Regions from separate parts of the Homo sapiens genome. Here region 1 is linked to region 2. A link is an interaction called in ENCODE POLR2A ChIA-PET data of the cell type or tissue named here. Cell type or tissue: OCI-LY7. All regions are shown on one strand. Links, peaks and the distances in the headings refer to the core of each region. The heading gives the core; the rest is flanking DNA. Region 1 overlaps CREBRF (CREB3 regulatory factor). Region 2 overlaps ATP6V0E1 (ATPase H+ transporting V0 subunit e1).

Region 1 (8,419 bases), core at 1-5,000, 80 kb before region 2:
GGAGGTGTTCTTATCACAGAAGATCAAAACCAGAGCTTCCCATACCCCTGAAGTGCTGTAAAAGGGTTCTAGATGTGTAAGATAATTATCCCCTCAGCTCATGGGGACCTCCTCCCATGAGCAGCCTACTCTTGTTATATTCCGTGATGCCTCAGAGATGATAATTTTCTACATGTGCTACAATGTGAAATGCTGAGAAGCACTTTGGTTTAGATCAAAGCCAGTAGTTCCTGAATAAGTGCTAGAATGGTTCCATTAAGAATAATCTTGGGCCCGGGTGCAGTGACTCATGCCTGTAATCTCAGCACTTTGGGAGGCCTAGGCAGGTGGATCACCTGAGGTCAGGAGTTCGAAACCAGCCTTGCCAACGTGGTGAAACACTGTCTCTACTAAAAATACAAAAATTAGCAAGGTGTGGTGCGTGGGCCTGTAGTCCCAGCTATTCAGGAGGCTGAGGCAAGAGAACTGCTTGAACCTGGGAAGCAGAGGTTGCAGTGAGCCGAGATCGTGCCACTGCACTCCATCCTGGGCAACAGGGCGAGACTCCGTCTCAAAAAGAAGAAAAAAAAAAAAAGAATAATCTTGGCTGGGTGCAGCGGCTCATGCCTGTAATCCCAGCACTTTGGGAGGTTGAGGTGGGCAGATTGCTTGAGCCCACAAAATTGGGACCAGCCTGGGCAACACAGTAGAAACTCCACCTCTATGAAAAATGCAAAAAATCAGCCAGGCGTGGTAGTGCACTCCTGTATTCCCAGATACCCAGGAGGCTGCAGTGGGAGGATCACCTGAGCCCAGAAGGTGGAGGCTGCAGTGAGCTGTGATCAAACTACTGCACTCTAGCCTGGGCAACAGAGTAAGATCCTGTCTCACACACACAAAAAGAGAATGATCTGAGAAGTGTTAAAAATATGGATTCTTGAGTTCTACTTGTACACAATCTAATTCAGAAGATCTGCAGAGAAGCCTAGAAATGTGTATTTTAACCAAGTACACAGACAATTCCAATGAGCAATCAAATCTGAAAAACACAGGTCTGAATTATTCATACGAAGCCTAAAATATCATTATTCAATTTAGGGAAAATATTAAAATCAGTCAACAAAACTGGCTAATCCAGTAACACAATTATAAAATAGAAGAAATTATTGTGATCTTTCGAGAAGTGCAGGTTGTTTTTGCTGCCTATTCTTAATTTACTTGTAAAACTTTTCACATCTTTTATAGAAAAAAATAAACAAATTATCATGGTCACAATGTGGATCAGCTTGTTAGTGTAAAGATGAGATGTGGATTGGGAAGTCAGCAGTACAGAAACTTATATTAAAAGGTGGACAAGACTGAAGGAAAGTGAGCATGTGGCTTACTGAACAGATAAACAAATAGGAGGCTAGCCAAAAACTAGGCAGAATACAGCGAAAGCAAATCACAAACCAAAGAAAAGAGAGAGTGGTCAGCAAATCAATAGGTGGTTAATCAACTTCTTAAAACTTTAGGTTTACCATATTCTGTGTTGAGGCCCCATAATTTCACTTTATTAGCTTCATACTGGGCTTTCTTCTTTAACCGACAAGCTCTGTGAAAGGAAGGAGCAGTTAGTTCACTTTCTTTTTCTTAATTTTAATTTTATTATTTTTAATTACGGAGAAGGGGTCTCGCTATGTTGCCCAGGCTACTCTCCAACTCCTAGCTGCAAGTGATCCTCCCTTTTTGGCCTCCTAAAGTGCTGGGATTATAGGCATGAGGCACCATGCCCAGCCTGCTTTCTTTTTTAAGTGAATTTTCATCTTTCATTTTCTAATAGCAATCCAAAACTGCTGCCTACTGACATTTAACAAATAACTGAGTTACCAGAAAACACAACATAATCATTTATGCAAATTGATTTTTAAAAATTTAGCACACATTTAAAAATAAAGCTATATCAGCACACACCTATTAAAGTGGCTAAAAAACAAAAATAAAAACAAACAAAAACTGATAATACCAAAAGTTGTACAGGATGTGAAGCAAGTGGAACCCTCATGTGTTGCTAGCAGGAAAGTAAAACAGCACATATAGCTACTTTGGAGAATAGTTTGGCAGTTTCTTATAAGCATATATGCTTGGATATTTATCTAAGAGAAATGGAAATATATTCACACAAACATTTGTAAGTGAACATTGATGGTGGTTTTATTCAAAATTGCCAAAAACTGGAGGCAACCCAAATGCCCTTCAACTGGTGAATGGATAAACTGTAGTATATCCCCACCCAAAGGAATACAACTCAGCAACCAAAAGGAACAAATTATTACTCCAGGCAACAATATGGATGAATCTCAAATGTGTCATGTTGAGTGAAAGAATACAGATTCAGCTGGGCGCACTGGCTCACGCCTGTAATCCCAGCACTTTGGGAGGCCTGGGCAACATGGTGAAACCCCATCTCTACAAAAAATACAAAAATTAGCTGGGCATGGTGGGTCACATCTATAATCCCAGCTACTTAGGGGGCTGAGGCGGGAAGATCCCTTGAGCCCTGGAGGCAGAGGTTGCAGTGAGCTGAGATCAGGCCACTGCCTGTGTGACAGAGTGAGACTCTGTCTCAAAAAAAAAAAGGAAGACAGGTTCAATCAAAGGCTACATACATACAGTATATTCCATGTACATGACATTCTGGAAAAGGCAAAACTACGGAGACAGAAAACAGATCAGTAGTTTTGAGGGGCGATGGGTGCAGGAAGGGGTTTGCTTTTACAAAGAGACATAAGGAAACTTTTTAAGATGATGAAAATGTTCAATATCTTGATTGTGGTGGTGGTTGTATGATTGGATATGTTTGTCAAAACTCATAAAAGTATACATTAAAAGGTATACATTTTACTATAAGTTATAGCTCAATAACTCTGACTTACTAAAAAAGCAAACAAAAAATAAAGCTATGAAAAAATTTTTTATTGTTATACAACATAATGCACCAGAGTCCATTCATCTCTCCCCTCTTAAAAACTTTTTCCATAAAACAAAAATACCGTCTTCTACTTTCAAAAGAAAAATTATAATATTCTCATTGTAGTATTTATACAAGAAAAATACAATTTCTTTGTTGTCCTTCTATAAAAACTCACTTAGGGACTAACCTCACCTCCTAAACTTTCTTCACATGAGTGAACATTATTAGCATTTACCTGGAAGCCAGCTTATTTTTTTCCTTCCTTGACCTTGGTCGGGCTGTTAAGGGAAGCTCACTGACTGGAGTCAGGTCACTAATCACCTTATTCAGTTTCCGAAGTTCATTGCCTATCTGGAGGAGTTTTTTAGGATTTGGAGTCAGGTCTTCTACATCAGTTCTCCGTGACTTCTTTACTGCATATTTTCCTATAAACAGTTTAAAAGAAGTTTAAGTCAGATCACTTTAATTAACAAGAGACACGTTTTTCACGGCCACATTTTTAACCACTTCCCACCACTACCTTTTCTTTTCAGAAGTCTTGGCATGTTTCAGAAGTCTTAGCATGTTTAACAATCTATCCTAGAAGGGCTGGCCTCCTCTCCTTCCCATCTTGTGGCTGCAGGAAATGGGGGTGATATGGCAGAGTTCTAACTTTTTCCAAGTTCTTCCCTACCCTAGGCTTCTAGTTCCAGCATGACAGATTCTTCATTATTTGCATGGCATACTAAGCATCTCAAATCTCAGGATGAGTATGAGTTCAACTAAACACCAAAATCAGGACTAGGGTATAATACATAGTCGGAAGAGAGCTTGGAGATTTTACACAAACCAAGATGTTTCTGATGCTACGTCTGAAAACTGTCAGACATACACATTTTTGTATTGAACTTGAAAATCCAACAAGTAAGCATAACCTTGTTTAAAAGCTCTTCTTTTGTTGCTTTGATAAATAACATTATAGAAGACTCAAGGGGTCTTGGTCTATCACTCCAGGCAAAAGGGATGGCTCTGTCCTCTGAACTCCTACAACTTTCCTAGTATTCATATGCTACTTGGGATTATTGACTGGACTTAATGTTTCATTTCTAGTAGAAAACTTATCTGAAGGCAAAAGCTTGGTAATTATTTACTGAGAGACAATATAGTACACCTGGTTGCTAGTGGAAAAGGAAAATGAGACACAAACATACATCAGATGGAATTCTTGTCCTCAAAAATCCTTTGCAACTCACATTCGTACGATGAGTGAATAACCTGTTTACTGACCATCACACTTACTAGTAGTTCCCCTCCCCACTTTTTTCAGTAAAGACTTTGTATTAATTTTTTTTATTCAGAGCAGAAGAACTAGAAACTATGGATTAATTTAAAAATAACATTTGTGCAGAATAAATTCTACTTAATCACAGCTTCCTGAGTTCACAATAAAAAATTTGACCTACCTAAGACTGTCATTTTTAAAATTTTTTTAGAGACAGGATCTCACTCTATCGCCCAGGATGGAGTGCAGTAGCATAATCACAATTCACTGCAGACTCTAACTCCTGGACTCAAGTGATCCTCCCAAAGTGCTAGGATTACAACCATGAGCTGCAGCACACGGCCTGACCTACCTAAGATTATAAACTTCTGATTCCTGCTACAGGTATTCAACTCTTCTCTACAACTCCTTTTCTCCATAACCATCCTCCCTTTCTTTTCTTTCCTTGCCCTTTTATCCCCATTACCGTTTGAATTCCAGTCCCCCCATTTACATCTGGGGATTACACAAGAATGCAAGAGAGCCCGTTCACTTTCTCCTCAACCCTTCTGGTTATACCAACTGTGACAGGTCAGAAACCAGCAGCCTCCTAGTCATTTCCTGAATGGGGTAGGTAGATTAAGAAGGGACTAGAAATGAAATAATGTTTACACAGTCCTTCCTCTCCACTTAGGTGAGGACTCTTAACACTGGTAAAAGCTATTTGTGAGTGACGAAGAGTAGTCACACAAATGTAGCAGCTCTACAGTCCCCATCTCCAGTTTGCTAGGAAGGGCTGAATGCCTAGGTACACGGAGTAAACATTATGGATTAGTAGCTCAACTTGATTAAAGTGACACTAAATATCTGACTGCAATCCCCTCTTACCATGATGTAAGCCATTTTTCTGATACATATTACTTGGCAAAGTATCTCGGTTCCACTCAGATGGTCTCAGCATCCTCTCTTGCTGTGATGGTGTAAGTTGTTCACTATACTCCCAGAAGTATCTTCTTTTACCTCTCTTCCGTGAAGATATTGAAGTCACCTCCTTCAGGTCTTCTACAGAATCATTTTCATAGCCTTAAAAAAAGGTCCCGCAATTTTTAAGCTCCATAAATTTCAATAAATCAATCAGAACAAATGAAAAGACCCCTTCTATTTGTAACTTGGTATATTTCCTTGCATCTGAAAACATCATTGGCATGTCAAAGATAATAAACCAGGTCTATAAGAGAACTTTTAATATGTAAATCTCTAACTCATAAAACATTCCGAGATTAATAAACATAGATAACTACACTGTTCATCTTCCTTGGGTTTCTTTTTAGTTTTTATAAGTTAGTATACGATACTATTTTTATTATCTTCAAACAGGATTAAGAGAACAATTACAGGACAGCTATAGGAATATCAAAAGTACCATCAGATAATGGTACTTAGATACATAAACTATGATTTTTAAATGTCTTCCTTCTAATATTTGTATCTGAAACATCTCAGACAGAAAGCTATGTATACTTCTTTTTTTTTAAATATTTTTCTTTTATTTTAATTTTTAAAAAATTTTTTGTAGGCCAGGCGTGGTGGCTCACACCTGTAATCCCAGCACTTTGGGAGGCTGAGATAGGTAGATCACTTGAGGTCAGGAGTTTGAGACCAACCTGGCCAACATGGCAAAATCGTCTCTACTAAAAAACACAAAAATTAGCCAGGGCGTGGTGGTGCACGCCTGCAATCCCAGCTACTCGGGAGGCACAGACATGAGAATCACTTGAACTCAGGAGGCGGATGTTGCAGTGAGCCGAGATTGTGCCGCAGCACTCCAGCCTGGGCAACAGAATGAGACGCTCACTCTGTCTCCAAAAAAAAAAAAAAAAAAAAAAAAATTTTGTAGAGACAGAGGTCTCACTATGTTGCCAGGCTGGTCTCAAACTCCTGGGTTCACAAGCAGTCCTCTGGCCTCAGCCTCTGAAAGTGCTGGGATTACAGGCATGAGCCACCATGCCTAGCCCAGCTGTATACACTTCTATGATGGTGTTCTACTAGGCAGAATTCTATGTGGCAGCATTAGTTTTCTTCCTACCTGTCACACCACTTCTTTTGGAAAAGTATAAAAGATGACGGTTCTCACACTGGCTATCAGATAAAAAACTTATATGCCTATTCCAGTTAATATTTTATTGAAAGCTATTTGTATTAACGTCACTGTTTAAGAAGGGGGTATTTTCCTAATAGGAAGTTTCAGAAAATACTTAATTCTGAGTTGCTAGAACTGTTGGTCAGACCCAGTATTGAATGACCTATAAATCTAAAATACCCTCAGAGAATGGCCACCTCTGATGTACTCCAGATCATTAACGCTAGGTACATGAACAAGACGGAATGGGCTGTGCGAAGAATGTACACAATCCAAACCTAAGGTAACCAGGAAAACTTGGGCAGCATTGGCCATAAGTAAAAAGGTAATTTTTCCTTCCTGAAAACATAAGAAGGTGATGATATGTTTGCTTTGAGGAACTAAGTTTTCTCCAGACAAAGAATGAATCAGGAGCATGCTTCCATTTATATACTATTCTGGAAAAAGCAACCTATATGGACAGTGGTTGCCAGGGATTGGCAGTGGAGAAAAGGGATGACTATAAAAGAATATAAGGGGCCGGGTGCGGTGGCTCATGCCTGTAATCCCAGGACTTTGGGAGGCCAAGGTGGGCGGATCACCTGAGATCAGGAGTTCGAGACCAGCCTGGCCCACATGGCGAAACCTCATCTCTACTAAAAATACAAAAATTAGCCGGGCATGGTGGTGGGTGCCTGTAATCCCCGCTACTCAGGAAGCTGAGGCAGGAGAATCGCTTGAACCCAGGAGGCAGAGGTTGCAGTGAGCCAAGAGCGTGCCATTGCACCACAGCCTGGACAACAAGAGCAAGACTCCATCTCAATAAAATAAAATAAAATAAAATAAAATAAAATAGAAGAGGGAATTTTCGGGGGTGATCAAACTATTTGGTATTAGTGGTGATTACATGATTTGTCAAAACTCATAGAAGTGTACACTGTAAGAGGGGTGAATTTTACTGTGTGAAAATTATACCACAATAAACATGACTTTAAAAAAAAGAATCAATTTGGAAAGCAGAATGATTTCTGAGCAACAGTTAAGGCAAGCTTTTGTAGCACTGCTGGTATTAACAGCATTTTATTAGTGTACACGTGGTAGTTTAAAACAAAACAGCAAGCAGTGTGATGGTGACCCTTAGGCTCTTCTTTTTTTTTTGAGATGGAGTCTTGCTCCGTCGCCCAGGCTGGAGTGCAGTGGCACGATCTTGGCTCACTGCAAGCTCCGCCTCCCAGGTTCACACCATTCTCCTGCCTCAACTTCCTGAGTAGCTGGGACTACAGGCGCCCACCACCACGCCTGGCTAATTTTTTCTATTTTTTAGTAGAGACAGGGTTTCACCATGTTAGCCAGGATGGTTTCGATCTCCTGACCTCATGATCCACCCGCCACGGCCTCCCAAAGCGCTGGGATTACAGGTGTGAGCCACCGCACCTGGCCCCTTAGGCTCTTCTTAAAAAATGATGCACAAGTTGAGTGACACAATCATTTCTAGAAGTCTAATTTTTAAAAACTATATTAGAATAAAGCAATGGCTTTGGCCTATTTATTTGTGCTTATGTTTCTTTTCAAATGATAGGATTTATTTTGTTCTAGTTATCAACCTAGTTTTGGAAAAGATGCAAGGGCCATATGTTGCCAACAGAAATGGCCTTTAAAAAGGCCCTTGTGGCCAGGCACGGTGGCTCATGCCTGTAATCCCAGCACTTTGGGAGGCCGAGGCGGGCGGATCAGGAGGTCAGGAGATTGAGACTATCCTGGCTCACACGATGAAACCCCATCTCTACTAAAAATACAAAAATAAATAAATAAAAAGGCCCTCATGGCCAGGCACGGTGGCTCATGCCTGTAATCCCAGCACTTTGGGAGGCTGAGGTGGGTAGATCACGAGGTCAGGAATTCAAGACCAGCCTGTCCAACATGGCGAAACCATCTCTACTAAAAATACAAAAATCAGCTGGGTGTGGTGGCGCCCACCTGTAATCCCAGCTACTCAGGAGGCTGAGGCAGGAGAAGACTTGAACCTGGGAGGTGGAGTGCAGTGAGACGAGATCATACCACTGCACTCCAACCTGGGCAACAACAGCAAGATTCTGTCTCAATAAATAAATAAATAAATAAAAGGCCC
Region 2 (8,485 bases), core at 2,340-7,339:
CGAGGTCAGGAGACCAGCCTGACCAACATGGTGAAACCCTGTCTCTACTAAAAATACAAAAATTAGTCGGGCGCGGTGGCAGGTGCCTGTAATCTCAGCTACTCAGGAGGCTGAGGCAGGAGAATTGCTTGAACCCGGGAGGCAGAGGTTGCAGTGAGCTGAGATCGCACCACTGCACTCCAGCCTGGGCGACAGAGTGAGACTCTGTCTCAAGAAAAAAAGAAAGAAAACATGGATCTTACTCCCCTGTCTAGCTCTGACCAACTGCATTAAGCTGGGCGAGAAATTCTCCCTGTCTGGGCTCAGCTTCCTTATCCATAAAATGATGGGGTTAGCCTATATCACCATAGCCCCCTTCAACTTCAAATCATCAATGTTTCATGTATTCCATGAAATTAGCTAATGTGGCCCTCCTGCTGGAAACGTAAAGCATGGAGTTGCCTAACAGACTGCGCAAAACAAAAGTAAAGAATGAAAAGAAACGAGAGCAGGAGAGTCACTTCAACTTGAAACTCACTTTGGTCATAAGAATAGCAAAGTAATGAGTTCAGACAGTTTGGGAGGAATAGAAAGTAGAAACTGCAAAACAGGAAATCCATTCTTGGCTGGCTGTCAAAAAGCCATGAGCTGGTGAAAATTTAGGTTCATTTTAATTTTTAATTTCTTAAAAGTAATAAAGCTCTCAAATTAGTGTATCGAGATGCCTGCTACTGAAATACAAAATTACTGTCTCCTGCCCCTGGCTTTTTAATCACTCTTGACTTCTTTAGTCCTATGTCTGAGGCTGTGATGGTTCCATCTCAGGAGCATTTGCTGCCTTGTTCTGCAGCTGGCAGGTAACCTTGAACTGCTCACCATGGTACCATCTTTAAGGACAATGCTCCAACACAACCTTATATTACAGTTCTATGTATACTAACCTTATCTCTCCAAATAGCTTGTGAACTTGCAGGGACTCCAAATTTACACATCTTTGATCCCTCCAGTGCCTTGGCTGCAGTAGGCACTCAAATAGTTACTGAACGATTAAGAAACGCACTTACCAGTCTTTTCAGGCATCTCAAGCTACATGGCAGGGTTTATATACTCAACCTAAGTTTAGACTACAAAATCATTTTTTAAAAAGGCATTATGTAGCGATAGAAAAGCTTATAAAAATGAACTTTACAAACACCGAGCCCAGATTTCCATAGAAAGGAGGAAAATATTTATTCCAAAAGATGGCAGAAAGAAGAAATTCATCCTGAAAGTATAGTTTGGTGCGATTCTGTTGAGATGGCTCTTCCCTCTGAACGTGCTCTCCTACTGACCACCCCACTGGAGTCTTGTTTGTCTTGCAGCAGTTTCTAAACACTTCACTGATTCCCACGTGAGAAGGCAGGAGCCATCTTCAAATCCACAGATTCCAAGGAGAGAGTAACGTATCTCTCAGAAGAACAGCATCTTCTATCTCAGAAGAGTACATAATCGTTTTGTGGAGTCGGCACAGTTCAGGTTATGGAGGCACGTAATTCACCAAAGTGCAAAAAAGGCAAAGGAAAACACGCTGCATTGTAGAATAAGGCATTCAAATGTGCTGTTAACGTTTAAGGCAGCTAATGGCCAAAACAGGCAAGTCAAGAAAAGTGGTCTGGTTTGGAGGTGATTTTGCATCTAGAAGGCATTCTCTTCTCGTGACCTGCAAAACAAAACCATTCTGGTAACTGGTCCTCATACATTCCTCAGGAAGGCAAAAAGTTAACATCGAGAAAGTTAACCAAGCCAACACTTTAAAATGCACAGATGCTCAACAAAATATGAAACACAGGATAATCAACTTGGTGCAAGTTTGGCCAGGTTTTGCAGGGCTGTGGCAAAAGGTCCAGTAACCAAGGACACTGCTGAAATGAGGAGCACAAGTAACACTCTATGTTACAGAAAGCAGGAAGAATGAAGCTGACTGAGATTGATTGTGCTGGAATCTAATGAATTCACCGCAGTTTCAAGAGTCTGTATTTTTCCCTTCCCTCTTATAGCATGGAGGGGAGGTTCCGCAGGCATGGCGAACTCTGCTCTGGGGCCAGGCTCCTGGGGAGCGGGCTCCTTGCATTGGTCTTGTACTGGAGGCTGCCCTGTAGCTTGCTCCCCGTTCTGGCTATCTCGAGTGTAGGTGACAAATGACACTTTTCTTTTTCTAGCAGCTTAAATTCAACACCATCTTTTTTTTTGTTTTGTTTTATTTTTGTTTTTTTCGGACACAGGGTCTTGCTCTGCCATCCAGGCTGGAGTGCAGTGGCGTGATCTCGGCTCACTGCAGTCTCAATCTCCTGAGCCCAAATGATCCTCCCATCTCAGCCTCCCAAGTAGCTGGAACTACAGGTGCACGCCAACACATTCGGCTAATTTTTATATTTTTTTGTAGAGACAGGGTTTCACCATGCTGCCCAGGTTGGGCTCTAACTCCTGGGCTCAAGCGTTGTGCCCATCCTCGCCTCCCAAAGTGCTGGGATTACAGGCATGAGCCATCATGCCCTAAACAGACTATATTTACAATGTACTAGGAAAACAACATCAGGCCAAGGAGTGGTAATTACCAGAGCTACTTGTTTCTTGTAGTAGTGTGAAAGCCTCATAATATCTTTCACTTAATCTAGGGATAATTTTCTGTTCTCTTCCTTAGGCCAGCAGAACAGCCTCTTTGTACAAGTATCAGTACCAGGCAGATTATAAATTTAGGCCAGGCGTGGTGGCTCACACCTGTAATCCCAGCACTTTGGGACGCCAAGGCGGGAAGATCACCTGAGGCCAGCCTGGGCAACATAGCGAGACTCTCTACAGCACGATGACACACACCAGTAGTCCCAGCTACTCCAGAAGCTGAGGTGGGAGGATCACTAGAGCTCAGGAGTTTGAGGTTACAGTGAGCTATGATCATGCCATTCTGCACCCCAGCCTAGGTGACAGAGCCTGACCCTGTCTCTAATCAATAAATAATATTTTTTTCAGACAGTCTCGCTCTCTCACCTGCCCTGGAGTGTAGTGGCCACAAACACAGCTCACTGCAGCCTCGACCTTCTGGACTCAAGCAATCTTCCTGCCTCAGCCTCCCAAGTAGCTGGGACTATAGGCCCACGCCATCATGCCCAGCTAATTTTTAAATTTTTCATAGAAATGGGGTCTTGCTATATTGCCCAGGCTGGTCTCAAACTCCTGGGCTCAGGTTTCCTCTTGCCTTGGCTTCCCAAAGTTCTGGGATTACAGGCATGAGCCATCACACCCAGCCAATAAAATAAATTTTATCTGAGAATACTGAAGTAGTGAATACATATGGTTTGTCTGTTAATTTTCCATGAAGAGCACACTGATTAGACTTCTTCATAGTACAGGCATTTTGTGACAAAGAAACAATCAAAAAAGGGAAAAATAAGCCTTCACTTTTGAAAAACCATATACAAATGGGGGATAGTTTTCACTCAAGATCAATGATACCAGTTTAAAATAAATGTAGGCCGGGCACAGTGGCTCACGTCTGTAATCCCAGCACTTTGGGAGGCCGAGGCAGGTGGATCACTTGAGGTCAGGAGTTCGAGATCAGCCTGGCCAGCATGGTAAAACCCCATCTCTACTAAAAATACAAAAAAATTAGCCAGCTGTAGTGGTGCATGCCTGTAGTCCCAGCTACCTGGGAGGCTAAGGCAAGGAGAATGGCTTGAACCCAGGAGGCGGAGGTTGCAGTGAGCTGAGATCACACCATTGGACTCCAGCCTGGGTGACAGAGCAAGACCCCATCTCAAAATAAATAAATAAATAAATAAATAAATAAATAAATAAATAAATAAATAAATAAAATAAAATAAAAGTAAATGTGCATTATGTTACATGGCAAAGGCATGCGGTTTGATTTTGGAATAAATTTTTATTTTTATTTATTTATTTATTCTTGAGACAGGGTCTTGCTCTGTCATCCAGGCTGGAGTAAATGCAGTGGCACCATCACCGCTCACTGCAACCACCACCTCCTGGGCTCAAGTTCCTTCCATCTCAGCCTCCCAAGTAGCTAGGACTACAGGCGTGTGCCACCATACCTGGCTGATTTTTGTATTTTTTGTTGTTGTTGTTGAGATGGGGTTTCACCATGTTACCCAGGCTGGTCTCAAAATTCTGGGCTTGAGCAATCTGCCCACCTCAGCCTCCCAAAGCGCTGGGATTACAGGTGTGAGCCACTGCACCCGGCTGATTTTGGAGTAAATTAAGGAAGCTTTTTTTTTTTTTTTTGAGGCAGAGTCTCGCTCTCTCGCCCAGGCTGGATGGAGTGCAGTGGCGCGATCTCCACTCACTGCAAGCCCTGCCTCCCAGGTTCACGCTATTCTCCTGCCTCAGCCTCCCGAGTAGCTGGGACTACAGGCGCCCGCCACTATACCTGGCTAATTTTTTGTATTTTTTAGTAGAGACGGAGTTTCATTGTGTTAGCCAGGGTGGTCTCAATCTCCTGACCTCGTGATCCGCGCGCCTTGGCCTCCCAAAGTGCTGGGATTACAGGCGTGAGCCACCTCGCCTGGCCAGGAAGCCTGTATTCTTATCATCTTTGATAAGAAATAGCTGACTGGGGGTGGGGCTGAAGAACTTAATCAAAGGGTCCATGTTCTCATTTTGCACGTCTCAAAAAAAAAAAAAAAAAGAGTCATAAGGTTACCATCAGATAAAACTGACAAAGGGTCGGATGCGGTGGCTCATGCCTGTAATCCCAGTACTTTGGGAGGCCATGGTGGGTGGATCACTTGAGGTCAGGAGTTCGAGAACAGCCTGGACAACATGATGTACCCCATCTCTACTAAAAAAAAAATACAAAAATTAGGCCGGGCACGGTGGCTCACGCCTGTAATCCCAGCACTTTGGGAAGCCGAGGCGGGCAGATCATGAGGTCAGGAGATCGAGACCATCCTGGCTAACACAGTGAAACCCCGTCTCAAATAAAAATACAAAAAATTAGCCAGGTATGGTGGCGGGCACCTGTAGTCCCAGCTACTTGGGAGCCTGAGGCAGGAGAATGGCATGAACCCGGGAGGCAGAGATTGCGGTGAGCGGAGATCGCACCACTGCACTCCAGTCTGGGCGACAGAGCAAGACTCCGTCTCAAATAAATAAATAAATAAATAAATAAATAAATAAATAAATACAAAAATTAGCCAAGCATGGTGGTGCATGCCTGTAGTCCCAGCTATACGGGAGGCTGAGGCAGGAGAATCACTTGAACCTGGGAGGTCAATGTTGCAATGAGCCAAGATTGCGCCACTGCACTCCAGTCTGGGTGACAGAGCGAGATTCCATCTCAAACAAACAAACAAACAAAAACCTGCCAATGGGCCAGGTGCAGTGGCTCACACCTGTAATCTCAGCACTCTGGGAGGCGGGGCGGATCACCTGAGATCAGGAGTTCAAGACCAGCCTGGCAAACATGGTGAAACCCCGTCTCTACTAAAAATACAAAAATTAGCCGGGTATGGTGGCACATTCCTGTAATCCCAGCTACTCGGGAGGCTGAGGCACGAGAATCACTTGAACCCAGGAGGCGGAGTTTGCAGTAAGCCAAGATCATGCCACTGTACTCCAGCCTGGGCAACAGAGTGAGACTCTGTTTCAAAAAAAAAAAAAAAAACAAAAAACTGACAATGAAGATAACATAAAAATATTAAGTCTAGAACCAAGAAATCTGTTCGGGGAAAAGTAAGTGAATATTCTTCTTAAACGATATATTAGGCTTAATTTTTATCTGTTTAAAAATTTTAGATAAATTTGCAAAATAATTCCTTCTTTACTATGATATGTAAGGCTATATATTGTAGGAGATTAAATACAAGGAGTTAAGCATGTATTTAACAATTCAAGGCAATGTACCAAATGAATGGCAAAAACTGGAGAGCTAAATATGTTCAGAAAGAAAAGAAATCACTTTGAAACAAAGTAGCCAAGGAAGGAAGTGCTAGGATTTGCCAGCTGGGCACTGAAAGAGAAAGCATCAGAAAGAATTAAGAGAGAATGGGTGAACTGAGGCAAGAAAGCAGAAGGAATTTTCACGGGAGAGTGTATTTACTAAGTTGTTTTCTAAATTAATGAATGTAATAGGGTAGTGAGAGTCAGGAAAAACCAAGTAAAGCTAATGAGGTCAAGAACAAGGGCCCACACCACTAGGGCCTGGAGGGGAAAGTAGTGAGAAGGAAGGCAGACTGGGGAGGGAAGGCCTTGACAGTCAAGTCAGAGCTGGACATGACCTGCAGGTTAGCCGTTCTTATCTGTTGTGGCTCATGGGACCGCTGGTGACCCGGCAAAAGTTGTGTGCTTATAACATTTTATATCGCATTTCAAGGGGCATGTACTCTCTACAATCAGAGACCTTAGGTTAAACAAAACAAAACAGAAAAGCAAAACAAAACAAAACAAAAAATCCTGCTGCAGGCCCCAGAGAACTACTGACAGTTTCTGAGGCAAGCTGATCTATTTCAGGAAGTGCTACACCAGGAAGATAAACAGGGTGGTATTCTGTAGATAGATGACGGTAGAGCCAGGGAGACCAGATGAGGAGCACCTGCCATAATTCAGAGCTGTAGTAAGTTGGGGCAGAAATCAGGGTGCCTGAAGGAGGAATGGAAAGGAAAGGCGGACACAAGAGACATAATGAGAGCAAATGGATTTGAGGAAGAGGAGAAAAAAGTGACGCGACAGGTTCTGACCCTGACAAGGAAAACTATGATATTGGGAACTGAAATGGAGACATGGCTGAACCTGAAATGGCAGCAGAATACCCAGCCAGAGTACTCGGAGTAAAAGATTTACTTTTTAACCACACGACACCTTGCACTATTGAACTTCTCCCAAGTATGGCTTAATTCAACACCCCAACAGATCACAAACCCCTTTGGAGCCCAGTCTTCCCCTACTTCAGTACTATACACCTCACAAGCACTCAAGTATTTTAGGAATGCATAGAAAAACAGCTCCCACAGGGCAGAGGCCTAATTATCAATATCCTCTATTTCTTTCCTGGCCCGGACTTTATAATAAAACAGCATTTCTATGCCTTCAGACTGTGGTCAACCATATCAGATCATCTACCAGGCAACAATGCCTTGCTAAACCAAGTAACTTCCAGGATGCTGGATCTGAAGCCGAAGCCACCCCTCCAAGGAGATTCCATGGTAGCAGCACACCCCACAAGGCTGTAGGAAAGTGAACATCAACAAAAACAGCAACCTTGACATTAGAGTCCCACATACATCTTAGGAAGTCACACTCAGGAATCTAAGGGAAGCAGACGAGGCTGGCAAAGCCAAGGATGGAGTGAGCACTGCTCTTAGGAGTACTGGACACGTTTATTTGCAGCCAATAAACATAACGTGCTGTAACTCAGCCTCTCATCAGGCTGTGGTTCGGTTCTTCAATTCAGGAAAGAAATCATGACAGTTACCTTGATTAAAGCAGCAAAAGATCGGCTATGTATTTAACGGTGTGTTCTTTGGATTGATTCCATTTCATCTATATAAAATTATTCTAAAGCTTTCATAACTGGTCCTCATTTTTCTCTGTTGAATACCATGTCTGGCTTACACCTACTTTCCAAATCTGGCCTCTTAAAAGGAATCATGTACTAAACCAAACATTTTTCCTTATCAGGTGAGGTCAGACCCAAATCTACCTTCTAAACTCCTTTATCATCTCACCATTAGGTAAAAGTTCAAAATTCAAAAGGTTAAACAAAACTCAATCCTTTGACTTTACCATCCAAAAAGTGAAGTCAGCCTGTCTTAAGTCTGTCTGTTCTAACGCTAGGCAGAGATTAGATCTCTTGATGTGTTAACTCCAAAGTCTTAGGTTACGATACCACTATAATTCTGTTAAATGCAGAATAGGCATGACACGATGTTCATAATTAGGGATCGCCCGGCTTGCCCTCCTACTTCCTGGCATTTTGCTTTTAAAAGAACCAACTTTAGTATAAGGGTTTCAAGGAGCCCGAGTGTGTGCTGTGGACCAGAGTGAAAACATGAGGAATCTGTCAATCCGGTTGACAGAGACATAAGAGTGAAAAGAATAAGCAGATAAAATGTCTTCAGATCCACCCACCCAGTGTTATTTAGTGTCAAAGGGCCCAATTCTCTCATTATCATGGAAGGAAATGAAACTCAGAGAAGTTAAGTGAAAAGCAATGCTGGAACTAGAACCAACTGAGGCCTGAAGTTCTCAGCTTTGAACCCCAATCAACAGCCTTACCTAACACTCACTACAGTTGAAATAAAGAGTAGAAAACAGAACTTGATGAAAAAGGCAGGTTAAAAAAAATTGGTATTATTGCCAGGCACATTGGCTCATGCCTGTAATCCCAGCACTTCGAGAAGCCAAGGTGGGAGGATCGCTTGAGGCCAGGAGATCAAGACCAGCTTGGGTAACAGAGTGAGACCCCCATCTATTAAAACAAAAACAAAAACAAAAACCCACACGTACGTATAAACAT

The links. ChIA-PET counts read pairs that join two places held together with the same protein. Peaks named below come from ENCODE experiments on the same cell type or tissue, not always from the same donor. Only the 100,000 strongest peaks of a DNase experiment are listed, where the experiment ranks them.
Region 1: POLR2A ChIA-PET joins it to region 2 with 9 read pairs; 4 of 35 experiments call an interaction of 5 or more read pairs at or near these places.

What each region holds. Positions count from the first base shown.
Region 1 is chr5:173,105,460-173,113,878 of GRCh38, reverse strand. CREBRF (CREB3 regulatory factor) reads right to left here. Exons shown (of 9, transcript NM_153607.3): 5 at 5,061-5,255; 6 at 3,168-3,357; 7 at 1,500-1,573. Among named protein-coding and RNA genes, the nearest start is that of BNIP1, 35 kb to the left of the region's middle. In OCI-LY7, for the core only: no CTCF peak of the experiment used is centred there; no DNase peak of the experiment used is centred there.
Region 2 is chr5:173,027,592-173,036,076 of GRCh38, reverse strand. ATP6V0E1 (ATPase H+ transporting V0 subunit e1) reads right to left here. Exons shown (of 4, transcript NM_003945.4): 4 at 632-1,678. Among named protein-coding and RNA genes, the nearest start is that of SNORA74B, 11 kb to the right of the region's middle. In OCI-LY7, for the core only: no CTCF peak of the experiment used is centred there; no DNase peak of the experiment used is centred there; H3K27ac peaks cover 2,081 bases.